Linked DNA regions of Homo sapiens: all the other regions are linked to region 2. The links are chromatin contacts, found by Hi-C or POLR2A ChIA-PET in ENCODE. All regions are on one chromosome and are shown on one strand. Each heading gives the region's core, a stretch centred on a gene start or an enhancer-like site at or near the end of the contact. The rest is flanking DNA. Distances are from core to core; before and after follow the strand shown. Region 1 overlaps SV2C (synaptic vesicle glycoprotein 2C). Region 2 holds the start of GCNT4 (glucosaminyl (N-acetyl) transferase 4). Region 3 overlaps ARHGEF28 (Rho guanine nucleotide exchange factor 28).

Region 1 (2,700 bases), core at 112-2,611, 1.1 Mb after region 2:
ATCACCAAGCTTGTCTGTGAAGGCCCAGATAGTGAATACGTCAAATTTTTTAGGCCACCTGTGGTCTCTATCACATTTTCTTCTTTACTGTAGCCATTTTAAAAAATGTAAAAAAGAATGCTTAGCTTGTACGCTGCACGAAAGCATAGTTCGTGGACCCCTGCTACAAACCTGCACATTCTTTGTTACTAGCTAAGAATATGTCTCCAAATGTGGACATGGTCTCCTATCCTGATAAGCAAGGGTCCTCCTGTTCATCTAGCCCAACGCTGATGCTGGAGGCAGGCTTTGGCTCCTGCTTCATGCCCTCTTGGCCAGCACAAGTGCTGATACCCTGTTTACTGCTGTTGCTGTGAATGTTAAAGTCTCAGAGCCAAGAATCTCATGTGTTCTGCTGGCACCCGTGAGCCTGGCGGTCTAACTGACTAAATTTCAGGTAAGGTGAAATCTCAGACCCCTCACAGTTCTTGAGAGAGGCAGAAGGGGAAGGGAAGGAGAGGGGGCATGGTGAGAGATACCAGAAAAAACACTACACGGAAAAGAGATGACCCAAATGAAGAGGTCAGTTCCCCAACCCCTACGCTGGCCTGGTGTTTAAGTCCAGTTTCCATGTTGGCCTTCACAGAATCAGAGCTCTTCTTTGCTAGATAAAGTGTGGGGGAGTCTTTGGCTCCCCCTGGAGGCTAGAGTTTGCCAACGACAGGTAGGACCTGAAACACAATATGAATTGCTCTTTACTGTAAAACAAAAGGAAAGCTGACCATGACGAGATTTTACTCAAATGGCCCAGGGGTTAGGTATAATTCAATTAAAAAGGGAATTTGTCCTTTAAAGTAGGGGGATATATATATATGGCTTTAACTAAAAAGAAAAATGGACACAGAATCTAACAGTGAATGTTTAGGTATTAGTGACAGTCATCATTGTTAAAGTGCAGAGAGAAAATTAGATCTAACACAGAAGAGTAACATGGTGCTAAAATTTCCCCCATATCCCAGACAACTTCCTGTTTGCAGCTCGATGTGCTGATGAGATACTTTTAACACGAATCCTGAGGGCAGTGGACCTTAGAAAAATTATCATCTACAATTGTATGTTAAATTGCTAAGTAATTAAGATGTAAGATCTAGAAAATCACATACAATTTATTTCCAACAGCTGAAATTAGAACTTTCTAAATAAAAGCTAACCATACAACCCAAGGGTTTAACAAGTCAGAGTCTGTTTGGGAAAGCCAGCGTGTGTGTCCCCGAGAGGTGGATTGCAATCAGTAATAAAGGCATGAGTCCAGCCCTGTCAGATCTGTCTGACAGCCCCCACTGCACTCTGTCAGAATCTCCGCATGGGGATGGGTCAGGTTGCAGATGGTGACAGCATCATCCGAAAGTCTATGAGAAAGTGAAGGTAACACAAAGCCCTGGGATCCCTACCTTCCACACTGCTCTGCTTATCTGCACACACAGCTGTGAGGCTCCAGCCAGGCCCCCAGGAGCAATTTGTTATTTGTGACAACCTTGTGTGCATGGTGTTCTCCCTCACCCCCCACCCCAACACACACACAGGGAGCCAAAGTTTACTACGTTTAGTCTAAGTTGGGTTTTGAGATTTAAATGTTCAAGACTTAAGTGATTACCGATGGGGAAAATAGGAAGTGGCCTGGAGGTTCTCAGTTCGGGGGAGAATGGTTGTGCAAATAGAAAACCATGGTAGTGAATCTGCTACCCAGTTTTCTAAGAAGAGCTGCGGTTTTGTTTCATCCTGTCTCAGAGCTTTATTAATCAGCCATATTGTAGGTGACATGCTCCAGGACACACAGAATTTATGTCCTTGTGCTCTTTCCTCTAAGAGCTAATTAATGTATTTTTATTGGTGAGAAAGTTCACTCCACATATTTCTTCTCCTTGCATCATGATCAATTCTCCAATCTTAAAACCAAATCACCCACCACCACCACCCATAAACACCCTCTGCTTCAATCCTGGTCCCCATTTACTTAATTCCTATCTTTCCCCTACTTTTAAAATCTATTCATTAAAACAAAACAAAAGCCAAAAACATCTTTCCTGGGATTGCCTGGAGAAGACTTGACAGGACCAAGAGGGAAAACTTTCTAACCCCCAATCACTGTTTAGTTTATGGCTGGAATTATGGGGGAAAAGTAGAATGAGGTTGCTTTTGATGTTCTTTTGAAATGATTTGCAGCATTGAAAGAAATATTAGCAATTAAGCCATTTTGATTTTCTTTAAAACTGAAAGTAGAGGCCGGCAAGGTGGCTCACGCCTGTAATCCCAGCACTTTGGGAGAACGAGGTGGATGGATCACAAGGTCAGGAGATCGAGACCATCCTGGCTAACATGATGAAACCCCGTCTCTACTAAAAATACAAAAAATTAGCCGAGCACGGTGGCGGGCGTCTGTAGTCCCAGCTACTCGGGAGGCTGAGGCAGGAGAATGGCGTGAACCCGGGAGGCAGAGCTTGCAGTGAGCCGAGATCACGCCACTGCACTCCAGCCTGGGCGACAGAGCGAGACTCTGTCTCAAAAAAAAAACAACAAAAAACAGAAAGTACAGAAGTGTATATATTTAATAATCAATTATATTAATCAATATATTATATATTAATATATACAAATAATATATACAAATATATTAATCTGTATATATGATTCTTAATGCTGTATTTCTTATAGTCTGGGTAT
Region 2 (2,700 bases), core at 40-2,539:
GCTGCAGCACATCTGCGCCTCACAGCAGCCAATGCGCTGTTCACATTGGGACAGTTCACAGCCTGGTTCACAGCCAGTGCTCAACACAGGTGGCCTGAAGAACTCACTTTTCAGCCTTGCTTTGCTCATTTTTACTGTCTCACTGCTTTCTTCCCGCCTTGTAGCCTAAGAAGGAAATCCCCTGAAGCTGACTCCGTTTTACCTCTCCTATGTGGTGCTGTGATAAGCCCCAGGTCACCAGGTCATGCTCCCAGCACCCGTGGGTCAAGGATGAGGCAGAAACAGCACCGTCAGGTACAGGGCCCTCTACCTGCTCTCTCTCCCTCTCCCTTCCTAGAAAACAACCATAGGTCATTCAAAGTCAGTTTGGGAAGCACCTGTATTTATGGCCTGCTTATCTTGAAGGCACTTGGCCAGGTGCCATAAAGTGCTAACTCTGACTGCCCGACTATGCCATTCACCCCACCTACCTCTGTGCAGGAGATGTGACATTTAGCAAATCAGTATAAACTTTTTCCCCCAAAGAAAAGAGTATAAACCTTCTCATCCCACCACCACCCCGCAGCAGGAAACTCCTTTCAGTCTCCCCATAGAAAATTCAGCGGCCACACAGTTCCTTGGCTATTGTTTCTCTCCTGATACCAGAAAGAGATAAATCAACAACACATCTTAACTGGTCATTTCTCACACAAAATTGGATCCTTAGAAAGTGCAACATAGGATATGCTCTCTATAATGATTCACTTTTTCACTTTTAAAGATTTTACTTCCTTAAGAGACTATCAACAAAAGCTGTCAGAATGAACTGTTAGTTTCTAGAATGTTTTAGGCTTATTGATGCTTTAATAGGGACATGTTTTATGAATGCAAGATCAAAAAGGGCGACTTCTGTCTACTCACATGAGACAATTAAACGCATTATATTAGCCCCAACTCTGTTAATCTTCTGGTTTGTTGTTCTTCCATTTTTAAAGACAAAAAAAAAAAAAAAAAGAAAAAGAAAAAAATGAATTTAAAAAGTGCCCCAAGGCCAATATCGCCTCTCTGCCTGCCCAACGAGGGGACAATACACTGTTTCCCAGACTACGTGACTCGGAAAACTTCCCCGTCAGGGAAAGCTGAGTCTTTAAATTTACAAAACACCCACTCGCCCCGTTTACCTAGCACCGTTTCCTACGTGAAGACTGCAAATGGACTCGAGCGTCCCGTTTCTCGGCTCGGATCCCAGAAGCTCCCGACCCGCTGTGGTAGGCACCGCCACCTCGCAGGCAGACGATCCCGGCCCGCTCTGCGGCACAAAAAACTTGACCTTAAAAAGCCCAGAAACTGGTCTCTGGGAAGGGCGCGGCCTGGGAGGCGCGGCCCGCAGCTTCCGCCCCCAAAGAACAACTCGGAGGCCCCCTCCAGCCCCGGTTGCCCTGGCGCAGAAGCCGCGGTAGCAGTCCTTTCAGGCGCCCCGCGTCCCTGTCCCGAAGCCCAGGGGCGGGGGCTCGGGCAGCATCGCTTGTCCCCTCTGGTCCAGGGCTGCGGAGAAGCGGCAAGCGGCTCCGAAAGGCAAGCGTCACGAAGCCGGGCTCAGTAGCTCCCCCGGGCCCCCTGCGCCTCGCAGCGGCGCGGGCCAGGCTGGGCGGCGCTGGGCTCTGAAGGGCCAGGACGGCGGGATGCCCCTGCTCCCGGCAAGGGCGCGCCCACGAGCCGCTTCTTGGCACTTGGGGAGAGTCCCGGGAAAGCCCGGCGCCGGCGCGCTCGCGACTCCAGCCTGGCGGCTCCACTCCGCCCGCGAGCCCAGGAAGCCGGCTCCGCGGCCCGCGCCCGTTATCCAGGACACGCTCCGCGCCCGCCGCCCGCTGCCCTTTCCCCCCGCTGGCCTCGGGGAACTTCCCCGCGTCTGGCCGCAGGCGGCGGCTGCCGCGGGGAGCCCCGAAGTTGCGGCGTCTGCTAGGCGCGCGCCGGGTCGCCCACCCGGCCCGTGACGCTGTGTCCGTCCGCCGCGCGCTCTGGTGGCCCCGGGGCTCCTGCAGGCGCGGAGAGAGGCCGGGGTTCAGCCCGGTTCCCCGCGCGGCTCCGAGAGGGCGCCCCCGCCTGCCGCCTGGAGATGGACGCGGCGCCGAAGTTTTCCCCGGCGGGAAAACGAAAGTCGTGAGGAGCAGAGGGTCGGGGCGTCCCGGCGGAGACGAGGCTGAGACCGGGTTAACATCTCCAGCCCCGGGCGACCCTCGCTCCCCCGCGTGGCCAAGTCGACTTACGAGAGGGAGCGGGCCAGCCCCGAACGCGGGGTCCGTGCGGCTGCGGAGGCCGCCCCGGCGGGGGCCGAGGGTTGCGCTCTGGGTTCCCAGGCTCTCCGCGGCGGCTCGCTCTCGCCGCGCTCCTCCGTCGCCCTGCTGGGGAGCCGCTCTCGCCCGGCCCGGGGTGGGAGAGCGCTGAGCGGCCCCCGTGACGTGCGGAGAAAGTAGGAGCGCCTCCGCGCTCCCGCAGAGGGAGCTCCCTGCCCTGCGCTCCCAGTCCCCGGGCCGCGCTTCGGACAAAGTTCTCAGGCGCGCGCGGTGATCTCGGCTCTCCGCCGCTGCCCGGAGCGTCATCCACGTTCGGTTCCCTCCCACATTAGACAAGAAATCTGAGGTCAGGAGAGCTAAGTAACTTGCCCAAAGTCGCTCACAAGGCAGTGACGAAGCAAACTCACATCCGCGGCTCCTTTTTTCT
Region 3 (2,700 bases), core at 81-2,580, 1.2 Mb before region 2:
CTGGCCCACCCTGAAATTGGATACAGGGACAGGGACCTGATCTGTGTTTTATTCTTCTGCCTTGTCATCAGCTTCTTTCCCATTTGATTTTCCTAATTTCTATGAGGGAGTGAGAAACAGAGTGGTGAATTCTTTAGTGATGCCTTTGGCCACTCTTTAAGAGTTAGGAATAGCACCCAATAGTAGAACCATTTTTCAAATGACAGAGAAACCTATAAAATGTCCCTCATTGTAAGTGAATAAGTGCTGATCAGCTTGAACAAAATGGACTTGTTTTTAGCTGATCTCATCTGAAGCCGTTTCCGTTTAGACAAAAACTTCTTTGTATTAGAAGAGGTCTTTGAAATCCTAGAGGACTCTCATTTTCCAAAGACATAAGTATTTTTATTAAAGAAAAAAGCATTTCCTATATTGGAAATAAAGTTTTAAAAAGACACAATAAAAATTATACAAACAAACAGTGTCATAAAGTGAATATCGATTTTGTCAGGGTCTGGATTGGACATGGTTCTAATAAAACACTGTTTTGGGCTTTGAAAATTCTAGTTTTAATCAGTGCAAGGTGGGCACAGTTTAAGTTTTAACTGAGTTCACATGGGTAAAGAAATAAAATCCTGCCAACAGAGATTTAATGGATGAAGTGAAATCTGTATTTGGTACTTAAAAATATTTCGGGACTAGTTTCTATGTTTTCATAGTTTAAATACATAGTATTTGTAAATCTAAAGCATAACAAGAAATGTGAGAAAAACAACACATTTAGAAATTGTTAAAAAATAAGTTATTCAGAGATAGGGACAGGTTCTTGGTTTGTATGACTATGAGACCGTGAAGTATTAGCCATCTCCGCCTTCCTAGAAAGATGTCTCCCTCCTGCTTCGGACTCCTCCTTCCTCCTAAACCTTGTTTATCGTCTGCTGCTCTTGCACTGGCCACAAGAGAGACTTTTTACAGACTTAAGTCTGCCAAGAGACCTTGCTTTTGTTCTACAGCACCTGTTTTAAATTTCACCCTTCCCAGGAGGCATTTTCCTATTAAGTGAGAGTGAGATGTAGATTCTACCCTCTGTAACACAAACGACACACGAACACTTCAGTGCAAGAAAGAAAAGTACAAAGATGGTGATACTTTGTGCGGTTCGTCAGTTGCTGTCTGTTAGCGTGTAAGCCCCATGTGGGCAGGGACCACATGCATTGCTCTGCGCTCATCCAAGCACCTCATCTAAGAATACTCAATATGTATTATTTTGTGGTGTTTCCTATTTTGAAATATGTGTTGGCCGTGTACAGAAGAACCCGGTGGGCTGGCCGATGTTTGACGCTGTCCTTTTTGTTTCTGTCTCGATGGCGTGCTTCCAGCATTAGTCACAGGAGGGAGAGAAGGAAGAGGCTGTTCGGATGTGGATCCCGGGATCCAGGGTGTGGTAACCGACTTGGCCGTCTCTGATGCAGGGGAGAAGGTATTGTGAACTGATTTGTTAGTAAACGGCAGCGGTTACTGTGTATAATAAAATAGCCTCAGGTTCTGGTCTGTCACGGCAGTCAGTGGGGCAAAGGTGCTTTTCTGAATTGTTCTCAATTGATTTAAATATTCATATTTAAACTTTCTAACTTATTTCTTCTTCAAATGTGCTTGCACTGCCTGTGTCATGTAGGTGTAAACAAAGCAACGATTGAAAAGTTATTAAAAAGATTAAAAACTCTCCTGTGTATATGTGTGTCTGTGCTCTCTGACTTCTGGTCTTTCTGCCCTGCAAACCTTTGCTTCTCACCCACTATGTCTGGCAGCTCTGGCACCCGGGGGCCCTTTTGCAACCAGATGGCGCCAAAGTAATTGAAACACCTTTTACTTTGGAATATTCTTGCTTCTTTCACCTTCCTTGACCCTCCTCTCCTTGCAGAGTTGATTTCCTGTCACCACCCACATTTCACCTACTTTTTTTGTGGTTAATTTTTAATTAATCTGACCAGTTTTTGCTTGGGGCACAGCGATTCCCAAAGGGAATCCTCTTTTTTGACTTACTGCTATAGACATAGATATTAACTCTCTCTTTAAGAATTAAATACATAAAACTTCCTATTAATGTCTACTGAAAGTGAGATGTCAGAAATAGGGAAGGAATAAAATATGATTCTGGGAGGTGGCTAGTTGGCCTCTTCCTGCTTGTCAGGGCTCCAGAGTTTAGCTTTATCTAAAATTGAATTAGGTACATTAATAGGTGCCAATATGTGTCAATGTGAAAAAATGGCAAATGTCAGATCTTCTCACATATACAACATATTTTACATATTATATACTTTTTGTGTATATTACATAAGACTGAGAAATCAAGTCAAGGACTTTTAAAATCCAGAGAAAAGACAGCTGTGACTGAGTGTTCTTTTTTAAACTTCAGAGGCCAAAATGAGCATAGGAATGTAATATTTTACTCCTTCTGATTGTAAGCTTTCTAATGTATTGCTTCTTAAAATGTTCCTGCTTTTCATCACTTTTAAGTGTGAAGTTTGTGGTGTCCAACTGTGTTAATAGAAAAGAGAGAGTGAATTGGACAGTAATAATTTAATCTTGAACGCAAAGTTGGGTGGCTCCTACCCCTAAAGTCTCCCTCTTCCACTCCAATTCAGCTACAGGTAGATAATTGAGGTTAAGTGTCTGGGTTCTTCTTTGGATTAAGCTATCTGCAAAATTTTTTGCTTAATA

What was found. Hi-C counts contacts between places; a loop is a spot of excess contacts on that map. ChIA-PET counts read pairs that join two places held with the same protein, here RNA polymerase II (POLR2A). Pooled maps may share reads with other maps.
Region 1: a map of endothelial cell of umbilical vein shows a loop between it and region 2 (5-fold over the local background). The contact joins the enhancer-like site here to the promoter of GCNT4 in region 2. A Hi-C loop is called at or near these places in 2 of 168 maps with a recorded cell type or tissue (endothelial cell of umbilical vein and naive thymus-derived CD4-positive, alpha-beta T cell), 2 of 37 single-sample maps with no recorded cell type and 12 of 50 pooled maps.
Region 3: a pooled map shows a loop between it and region 2 (11-fold over the local background). The contact joins the enhancer-like site here to the promoter of GCNT4 in region 2. A Hi-C loop is called at or near these places in 1 of 168 maps with a recorded cell type or tissue (CD4-positive, alpha-beta memory T cell) and 10 of 50 pooled maps. POLR2A ChIA-PET finds 5 or more read pairs at or near these places in 1 of 52 experiments (activated T-cell).

The regions. Positions count from the first base shown.
Region 1 is chr5:76,174,575-76,177,274 of GRCh38, forward strand. All of the region lies in intron 2 of SV2C (synaptic vesicle glycoprotein 2C), which reads left to right. Among named protein-coding and RNA genes, the nearest start is that of SV2C-AS1, 93 kb to the left of the region's middle. RefSeq lists an enhancer at 1,537-1,616. Within about 2 kb of position 1,362, at least 3 of the 41 ENCODE cell types and tissues checked have a DNase peak (open chromatin) inside an H3K27ac peak, as active enhancers do.
Region 2 is chr5:75,051,269-75,053,968 of GRCh38, forward strand. GCNT4 (glucosaminyl (N-acetyl) transferase 4) reads right to left here and starts at 1,290. Exons shown (of 4, transcript NM_001366737.1): 1 at 1,161-1,290; 2 at 901-959. RefSeq lists silencers at 1,537-1,786, 2,007-2,056, 2,177-2,546.
Region 3 is chr5:73,899,826-73,902,525 of GRCh38, forward strand. ARHGEF28 (Rho guanine nucleotide exchange factor 28) reads left to right here. Exons shown (of 36, transcript NM_001177693.2): 31 at 1,359-1,459. Among named protein-coding and RNA genes, the nearest start is that of LINC02122, 200 kb to the right of the region's middle. Within about 2 kb of position 1,331, at least 7 of the 41 ENCODE cell types and tissues checked have a DNase peak (open chromatin) inside an H3K27ac peak, as active enhancers do.